2 separate regions of the Homo sapiens genome follow, and region 1 is linked to region 2. Evidence: read pairs that join two places in POLR2A ChIA-PET (ENCODE). Cell type or tissue: A673. All regions are shown on one strand.

What was found. ChIA-PET counts read pairs that join two places held together with the same protein. Peaks named below come from ENCODE experiments on the same cell type or tissue, not always from the same donor. Only the 100,000 strongest peaks of a DNase experiment are listed, where the experiment ranks them.
Region 1: POLR2A ChIA-PET joins it to region 2 with 6 read pairs; 2 of 35 experiments call an interaction of 5 or more read pairs at or near these places.

Annotation. Positions count from the first base shown.
Region 1 is chr10:21,343,985-21,348,984 of GRCh38, reverse strand. All of the region lies in intron 4 of LINC02643 (long intergenic non-protein coding RNA 2643), which reads left to right. Among named protein-coding and RNA genes, the nearest start is that of LINC02643, 26 kb to the left of the region's middle. In A673, no CTCF peak of the experiment used is centred here; no DNase peak of the experiment used is centred here.
Region 2 is chr10:21,578,288-21,583,287 of GRCh38, reverse strand. All of the region lies in intron 3 of MLLT10 (MLLT10 histone lysine methyltransferase DOT1L cofactor), which reads right to left. It also overlaps the pseudogene LOC100422524. Among named protein-coding and RNA genes, the nearest start is that of MLLT10, 47 kb to the right of the region's middle. In A673, no CTCF peak of the experiment used is centred here; no DNase peak of the experiment used is centred here; H3K27ac peaks cover 831 bases.

The DNA of each region.
Region 1 (5,000 bases), 230 kb after region 2:
AAAACTGATTGCACTAACAGGATAATGGTAATTTTCATTATATAAGGAAAGTACTTAATTATTCTATCTTGATCACAATTTGGAATAAACACTTGTCTGGTCTAGCAATAAACTGGGCACTTTCTTTAGCCAAAACAAACAAACAAACAAAAAAAGGGTCAGATATTATCCATTGATACAGTTTGGATATTTCTCCCCTCCACGTCTCATGTTGAAATGTGAGCCCCAGTGTTGGAAGTCGGACCTCGTAGGAGGTGTCTGGGTCCTGGGGGGGGGATCCCTCATGAATGGCTTGGTGCCCTCACCACAGTAATGATTTCATGCCAGATCTGGTTGTTAGGGTCTGGCATCTCCTCCTCCTCTCTCTTGCTTCTGCTCTTGCCATGTGACGTGCCAGCTCCCAGGTCACGGTCCTCCATGATTATAAGCTCCCTGACCCCTTACCAGAAGCCAAACAGATGCTGCTGCCATGCTTGTACATCCTGCAGAACTGTCAGCCAAATAAACCCCTTTTCTGGGCCGGGCGCGGTGGCTCTCGCCTGTAATCTCAGCACTTTGGAAGGCCGAGGTGGGCGGATCACTGAAGGTCGGGAGTTTGAAACCAGCCTGGACAACATGGTGAAACCCCATCTGTACTAAAAATACAAAAATTAGCTGGGCGTGGTGGCGGGCACCTGTAATCTCAGCTAGTTGGGAAGCCGAGGCAGGAGAATCGCTTGTACCTGGGAGGTGGAGGTTGCAGTGACCCGAGATCGTGCTACTGCAATCCAGCCTGGGTGAAGAGTGAGACTCTGTCCTAAAAAAATAAAAAATAAATAAATAATAAGCCTCCTTTTCTTTATAAATTACCCAGTCTCAGGTATTCCTTTATAGCAATGCAAAATGGACTAACATATCCATAAAGCCATTGACCAGGTGAAGAAAAATGATGATGGAGTCTGTTATCTGTCCACCACACTCTATCCTCCCATTCTTCCTCAGTATTAGAACACTACTGCGGATTTTGGCTGCATTTCCAGGGGCTACATTCCCCTGGCTCATGTCCCACTTTGCAGCAAACTGTGGCTATGCAACCCAGCTCTCACAGATGGAATATGAACAGAAATGTTGGGAGCAACTTCCCATTTACTTGATTAAGAGAAAGTCTCTAGCCCTGAACTCACCTCTTGCCCCTATCCTCGAAGTCTGGCTTGGCCACAATTTGGACATCCTTGGAAGTCATGTGTGGAAGGACTGCCATCTGCCACCCTGGACTGGGGACAAACCCACCTGGAATTCTTAAACTGGACTGTTAGATGAGTAAGACATAAACTTATCTTGTTTGAGCCATTGAATTTTTGGGTCTCTTTGTTACAGCAGCTATCATTTCCTCACCCAGACAGAGGCTAAAGCACTACATGTATATACCATTGCCTGGAGCACATAATCGTGCAAGTCCAGCACCTTAAGGTAGCGTAGGCACTCCCTCCTTCTCTTGCTTCCTTTGGTACTGTTCATCCAATATTGGCTTTGGTATCCACCTGTAAACCTACTTTTTTTCTCCTTTCTTTTGACCAGGAAAAATGCCTGCAACGTTGTCAGCCTCTAACCTCTGACTTCCAGGCTTTGCCCTCTCTTTATTCCCCTCTCACTAGCAGCTAGAGTATTATTTTTGAGGATGAATGAAAGTAGCCGCCTCTGGCTATGCACCCCAGTGACTCCTCCCTATAGCACCATAGAGATGATGTCTCTGTGGTTGTCGCGAAACCCAGACCTTGACTGGGTGTGCTGACTCAGACTTGTAATCCCCAGACTTTGAGAGGCTGAGGTGGGAAGATCATTTGAGACCGGGATTTCAAGACCAGCTTGGGCAACATAGTGAGACCCCATCTCTACAAAAACTTAAAAAAAAAAACAAAATCAAACAAACAAAAAAACCAGCCAGGCATGGTGGTGCACACATTTAGTCCCAGCTACTCAGGAGTCTGAGGTGGGAGGGTCACTTGAGCCTTTAAAAAAAAAAAAATCCCAGCTCTTTACTGACTCTATGCCTTCTCCACCCAGGGACATTTAATACACACTGTAAAGTCTGAATAGGCTGCCCTTGGGACAAGGGCCTGAGCAAGGGAGGCAAGGTAGACGTGCTAGGCTGAGGGAGCCACACCACCATGACGAAGAATGCATATATTTTTGTTTTGTTTTGTTTTGTTTTGTTTTGACGGAGACTTGCTCTGTCACTCAGGTTGGAGTGCAATGGTGTGATCTCTGCTCACTGCAACCTCCACTTCCCCAGTTCAGGCAATTCTCCTGCCTCAGCCTCCCAAGTAGCTGGGATTACAGGCACGTGCCACCATGCCCAGATAATTTTTTGTATTTTTAGTAGAGACGGGGTTTTGCCTTTTTGGCCAGGCTGGTCTTGAACTCCTGACCTCAGGTGATCCACCCACCTCGGCCTCCCAAAGTGCTGGGATTATAAACGTGAGCCACCGCACCTGGCCAAGACTGCATTTTACCACTTCAGTTACATCACTCTCCTGACTGCAAACTGCTCTTACCTCTTTCTTTCCTCTTTGTGATTCCTCATTTTACTCCCCCCAGGAGACAACTTTGTTCTCCTCCACAGTGGGAACATTTTTCTGATTATTCCTAAAATATATTATTATTATTATTTTGAGATGGAGTCTCACTCTGCTGCCCAGGCTGGAGTGCAGTGGCACGATCTTGGCTCACTGCAACCTCTGCCTCCTGGGTTCTAGCAATTCTCCCTGCCTCAGCCTCCTGAGTAGCTGGGATTACAGACACGTGCCACCATGCCCAGCTAATTTTTGTATTTTTAGTAGAGACGAGGGTTTCACCATGTTGGCCAGGATGGTCTCGATCTCCTGACCCTGTGATCTGCCTGCCTCGGCCTCCCAAACCTAAAATATATTATTATTTTTTAGAGACAGGAGCTCGCTGTGTTGCCCAGATTGGAGTGCAGTGGCTACTCACAGGTGCAATCATAGCTCACTGCAGCCTTGAACACCTGGGCCCAAGCAATCCTCCTGCCTTGCAAGGCCTCCCAAGTAGCTGGGACTACTGGCATGTGCCACTGTGCCTGGCTTAAATGTATTTTTACACTTTTTTAAAAAATTAGTATCCAAACAAGTTTCCTAGATTGTGTTTGATTTTTAGGTCTCTTAAGTGTCTTTTTTTTCTATGTCAGTGCTGGTCCCCCATTCCCTACTTCTATTGATTTGTTGGTAAAACCAGTTCATTTGTCCTAACAAATGAATACACCCTGGATTTGTCTGATTTCTTTGTTGTGGTATCTTTTAACTTACTTTGGTGTGTGTGTCAGATCTTTTAGCAAGCATTTTAGTTTGGCCTAGAGAACAGGTTGTGAGCTCTGTTTCTGTTTCTGACCATGTTGTATGGGCAGGTCACTTAAGTCCTCTATAGGCTGGTATTTCCATGCCCCCTCCCCCTCCAGCCCCAATGCATGCCATCATTTTTCTATCTGACAAATAGGGTTGATCATAACTTGCTCTGCTTTTAGAATGACATGAGAATGAAATGATGTGCTCTGTGTGGTAAGTATTAAGGTTCTTAGGTAGAAAGCGCTCTCTAAGAATGGTTACAAAAACTTCTTTTCTTTTTTTTGAGACAGAGTTTCGCTCTTCTTGCCCAGGCTGGAGTACAATAGCACGATCTTGGCTCACTGCAACCTCCGCTTCCCAGGCTCAAGCAATTCGCCTGCCTCAGCCTCCTGAGTAGCTGGGATTACAGGCATGCGCCACCATGCCTGGCTAATTTTGTGTTTTTAGTAGAGACGGGGTTTCTCCATGTTGGTCAGGCTGGTCCCTAACTCCCGACCTCAGGTGGTCCGCCCGCCTCGGCCTCCCAAAGTGCTGGGATTACAGGCATGAGCCACTGCGCCCGGCCAGAAAAACTTTTCTTTAGGCTGGAGGAAGTTCGATAAATTTAGGAATGCAAAAGCTTTAGTGACAGGGAGTGGGGAGAAAGGCATGAATTCATTGGCTGTTGAGATCGATGTTGCTCTTTTCCTCTCTGCGTATATATCACAGTGTCTAGACTTACATGGTAAAGGCGGGCACAAAAACACAATACGATCCAATTAGAAGTGCCACATTCCATTAAGCTTATTCTGTTTGCCTTCTTCCTTCCTACTTCGAATAATTGTGAGTACCAGGTAGGTTTCTGGCCGTTTCTTTATTCTTGGTGGTGTGATAACAGCAAAATAGGACAAGAAGAACATTCAGATGTGGAAAACTGCATTGCATAGGCTGATCGTACAATGTCTGAATAGGTAACAGGGGACCTTTCAGCTTGCATCAAGAGACCCCGAAATCTCAGCTCATGGATTGCCATCCAATTTATTGAGGCTGTCCTCTTGTCCTCATAGCTACCTGCCTGGCCATTGCACTGTTTTCCTTACCAACCAGGATTCCTGAGTGCAATCTGATGCAGGACTCCCTCTCTCGTTCCTTTCAAAGCCTCAGTGTCAGAGTCTCCTGCCCTAAGTGAACATGGAAGCTCTCAGTTACCAAACGGTTGGTCGCCACATAAGCTGCTGGGATTTGACACCATAGCAAAGTATAAGAAGCTCAGGGTAGCCTTTTAGGTTTGAGAGATTGAAAAATAATTTTAGTATTTAGAATGTAAAGAAAAGCACTTCTTTCTTCCTTCTTTTTTTAAAGACAAGGTCTTGCTATGTTGCCCAGGCTGGAGTGCAGTGGCGTGATAACAGCTCACTGCAGCCTTGAACTCCTGGGGCTCAAGCAATCCTCCTGGGTAGCTAGAACTATGCTTATCACTATGCCTGGCTAACTTTTTCTTTTCTTTTCTCTTTTCTTTTCTTTCTCTCTCTCTTTCTTTCTCTTTCTTTCTTTCATTCTTTTCTTTCTTCCTTTCTCCCTCTCTCTCTCTCCCTCCCTCCCACCTTTCTTTCTCTCTCTTTCTTTCTCATTCTCTCTCTTTTTTCTTTCTTTCTTTCTCTCCCCCTCCCTCCTTCCCTCCCT
Region 2 (5,000 bases):
TACCAACTAAATTATAAAAATGTAACAGTGACTCCCAAATTTTATCTATTTGTATCTGTCCTCAGGTTCAGGTATAAAACTCTATATGCTACATAAACACTTTATTTTATTTTATTTTGAGATGGAGTCTCACTCTGTTGCCCAGGCTGGAGTGCAGTGGCTCAATCTCGGCTCACTGCAACCTCCAGCTCCAGAGTTCAAGCAATTCTCCTGCCTCAGCCTCCCAAGGAGCTGCAATTACAGGTGTGTGCCACCACGTCCAGCTAACTTTTTCTATTTTTAGTAGAAATAGGGTTTCGTCATGTTGCCCAGGTTGGTCTCAAACTCCTGGCCTCAAGTGATCCACTCACCTCAGCCTCCTAAAGTGCTAGGATTACAGTGAGCCACCTCACCCAGCCTACATAGACACTTGAAACGCTCCACAATTTATGACAAAATCTGCTCTTCCTGCTCTTTTCATATACTGGTAATGATATTTTCAATGACACATTGCTCACGCAAGACACCTAGTATACGTCATCTTTGACCACTTCATGCCTCACTCCCTAATCTCACTTTTAATCCATAACTGTATTGTGCCCTTCCTCTTCCTAAATACTGGTGAGATCTGCCTCTCTCTCTCCATCTCCACTATTACCCTACTTAAAGCAAGCATCACCTTTCATCAGGACCACTTCAGTCACCTCCTAAATGCAGTAGTCCCCCAGTTATCCATGGGAGAAACATTCTAAGAACCCCAGTGGATGTCTGAAACAACAAATGGTACTGAGCACTTGATTCTGTTTTTTGCTATACATACATACCTATAAAAAGTTTAATTTATAAATTAGGCACAGTAACAGATTAACAACAACAATAAAATAGAACAGGCTGGGTGTAGTGGCTCACACCTATAATCCCAGGATTTTGGGAGGCTGAGGCGGGCAGATCACCTGAGGTCAGGAGTTCGAGACCAGCCTGGCCAACATGGTGAAACCCTATCTCTACTAAAAACACAAAAAAATTAGCTGCATGTGGTGGCACGTGCCTGCAGTCCCAGCTAAGCAGGAGGCTAAGGCACAAAAATCGATTGAACCTAGGAGACTGCAGTGAGCCAAGATCGTTCCACTGCACTCCAGCCTGGGCAACAGAGAAAGAGACTCCACCTCAAAAAATTTTTAAAAATTAAAAAAAAAAAATAACAATGTACTATAAGAAAAGCTATATGAATGTGGTCTCTCTCAAAATGCAGTCTGCATAACAACAACCACATATACAGTGGTGGTCCCATGAGATTAAATGGAACTAAAAAATTCCTATTGCCTAGTGACGTAATGATGTAATAGCCATAGTAACATGACAGAGCAATTTTTAAAATAAATTTAGTGTACATTAAGTGTACAATGTTTATAAAGTCTATAGTAGTTGTAGCAGTCCATTCTCTCACTGCTATAAAGAACTACCTGAGACTGGGCAATTTATAAAGAAAAGAGGCTTAATTGACTCACAGTTCCACATGGCTGAGGAGGCCTCAGGAAACTTTCAATCATCACAGGAGGGGAAGCAAGCACATCTTACATAGCAGCAAGCAAGAGAAAGAGAATGTGTACATAGGAAAAAACTGCCACTTTCAAAACCATCAGACCGCAAGAGAATTCACTCGCTATCATGAGAACAGGATGGGGGAAACTGCCCCCATTATCCAGTCACCTCCCTCCTTCAACACATAGGGATTACAATTCGAGATGAGATTTCAGTGGGGATACACAGCCAAACCCTATCAGTAGTGTACAAAAATGTCCCAGGCTTTCACATTCACTCACCACTTACTCACTGACTCACCCAGAGCAACTTCTAGTCCTGTAAGCTTCATTCATGGTAAAGCCCTATACAAGTGCATTTTTTAAAATCTTTCATACCATTATTTTAGCTGTACCTTTTCTATGTTTAAAAACACAAATATGGCTGGGCGCAGTGGCTCACGCCTGTAATCTCAGCACTTTGGGAGGCCGAGGCAGGCAATCACGAGGTCAGGAGATCGAGACCATCCTGGCTAACACGGTGAAACCCCGTCTCTACTAAAAGTACAAAAAAAATAAGCCAGGTGTGATAGTGGGCGCCTGTAGTCCCAGCTACTAGGGAGGCTGAGGCAGGAGGATGGTGTGAACCCGGGAAGCAGAGCTTGCAGTGAGCCGAGATCGTGCCACTGCACTCTAGCCTGGGCTACAGAGCAAGACTCCGTCTCAAAAAAAAAAAAAAAAAAATTCACTGAACATTAAAAGAAAATACACAAAATAGGCTGGACACAGTGTCTCACGCCTGTAATTCTAACACTTTGGGAAGCCAATGCAGGCAGATCATGAGGTCAGGAGTTCGAGACCAGCCTAGCCAACATAGTGAAACTCCGTCTCTACTAAAAAAAAAAAAAAAAAAAAAAAAATGAGCTGGGCGTGGTGGTGTGCACCTGTAATCCCAACTACTCGGGAGGCTGGGGCAGGAGAATTCCATGAACCCAGGAGGCAGAGGTTTCAGTGAGTCAAGATCGCGCCATTGCATTCCAGCCCAGGCGACAGTGCAAGACTCTGTCTCAAAAAAAAAGAAAAGAAAATACACAAAATAGGACGGGTGTGGAGGCTCACGCCTGTAATCCCAGCACCTTGGGAGGCCGAGGCAGGCAGATCACGAGGTCAGGAGATCGAGACCATCCTGGCTAACACAGTGAAACCCCGTCTCTACTAAAAATACAAAAAAAGTTAGCCAGGCGTGGTGGCGGGCGCCTGTAGTCCCCACTACTCAGGAAGCTGAGGCAGGAGAATGGCGTGAATCCAGGAGACAGAGGTTGCAGTGAGCCAAGATCATGCCACTGCACTCCAGCCTGGGTGACAGAGCAAGACTCCATCTCGAAAAAAAAAAAAAAAATACACAAAATATATTAATAGGACTGTGATAAGGATGGTAAGATTATGAGTGATTTCTTTTCTCTATTCCAAATTATACCATTTCCGTTATATTGTCAAGTTTTACGGAAAAATGTCACTAAATGCTAATTAAATCTGCCCACTGAAGATAAACCTATAATAAATAAAACAGGATGTCTCAGCAACAACAATAAAAAAGAAACTATAAGCCGAGCGTGGCAGCACCAGTCTGCAGTCCCAAATACTCAGAAGGCTGAGGCAGGAGGATCACTTGTGCCTGGGAGTTTGAGGCTGCAGTAATATAATAGCAATACTGCACTCCAGCCTGGGCAAAAGAGCAAGACTTGATCTCAAATTAAAAAAAAAAAACAAAGAAAAAACAAAACAAAAAAACAAAGAATTTTTTAAATACTAAAAATACAACATGTGAAGTAAAAATTTCACTAGGCAAGCTTCATAACAACAAATCTGAGATGACAAAAGAGTCAGTGAACTTGAAGCTACATCAATAGATAGAATCTAATCTGAGGCCAGGCATGGTGGCTCACACCTGTAATCCCAGCACTTTGGGAGGCCGAGGTGGGTGGGTCACCTGAGCTCAGGAGTTCGAGACCAGCCTGACCAACATGGAGAAACCCCGTCTCTACTAAAAAATACAAAATTAGCCAGGTGTGGTGGCACACACCTGTAGTCCCAGCTACTCAGGAGGCTGAGGCAGGAGAATCACTTGAACCCAAGAGGCGGAGGTTGTGTTGAGCCGAGATCGCACCACTGCACTCCAGTTTGGGCAACAAGAGCGAAACTCCACCTCAAAAAAAAAAAAAAGAATCTAATCTGAAAGAGGAAATAGAGGTAAAACAAACAAACAAAAAAAAAAACCAGGGCTTCAGGGACCTACAGGACAGTACCAAAAGGTCTCACATGCATAACCAAAGGCCTTAAAAAGAAGAAGAGAGAAAGAATATGAGGCAGGAAAGAAAATTTTGAAGAAACGATGGCTGAAAATTTCTTCAATTTGAAAAAAGACACATTCACAGATTCAAGAATCTCAGCAAACCTCAAATAGTCAAATGCCTTGCTAAACAGCAAACACAGAGGGAAAAATCTTGAAGCACCAAAAGAAAATGTCACATTACACAGAGGGCAGAGGGAACAGTGACTGGATAAATGGCAGATTTCTCATCATAAAATATGGAAGCCAAAAGAAAGTAAACTAAAATACTTAAATTGCTAAGAGATAAAGCACCGTCAACACAGAATTCTAAATCCAACCACAATGCCCTTCAAAAATAAAGATGAAATAGGTACTTTCAGATAAAAGAAAGAAAACACAATTTATCACCAAAAGATATGCCCTGCAAGAAAGGCTAAAGAAATTCTTCAGAATTAAGACAAATGATGCTAGAAAATGCCAATCTTCAGAAGACTACCACAAATGGTAAATATCTGGGTAAACTTAGAAGACTTTCAACTCTTAAGTTCTTAACATTACATGATTATTGAAAGCCAAAATTATATTGTTGTTTTCTGGGGCTTATAATATACATAGTTCCAACACACATGACAATAGCATAACTGACAACAAACAGAGGTGATATAAAAGAACAACTTACAAGCTTTGTATACTTTACGACTTGTACAATATTACCCATAAGTGGTAATACTATAAAAACAGACTGAAAAGAGTAAAGAAATATACTTAAATTGCTAGAGGAATGTGCAAAAGAATTAAGTTGAAACCCTTCCTGATACTATACTTAAAAATTAATTCAAAAGTGAATCGCAGATCTAAATGTAAGAGCTAAAACTATACAACTTTAGAAAAAAACATAGGAGGTAAGTCTTTAGGACTCGGTTAAACAACAGTTTTTAGACATAACACTAAAAGCAGAGGCAATAAAAGAAAAAATAACTAGAATTTACCAAACCTACAGACTTTTTTGCTACAAACAAAACCATCAGGAAAGTAAAAGGATGGAAGAAATATTTACAAGTCTACAAGTCGCATGTCTGACAAGTAGTTTGTATCCAGGATACAGAGCTCTTCCACTCAAAAATAAAAAGCTATACAGCCCAGTTAAAAATTGAACAAAGGATCTAAAT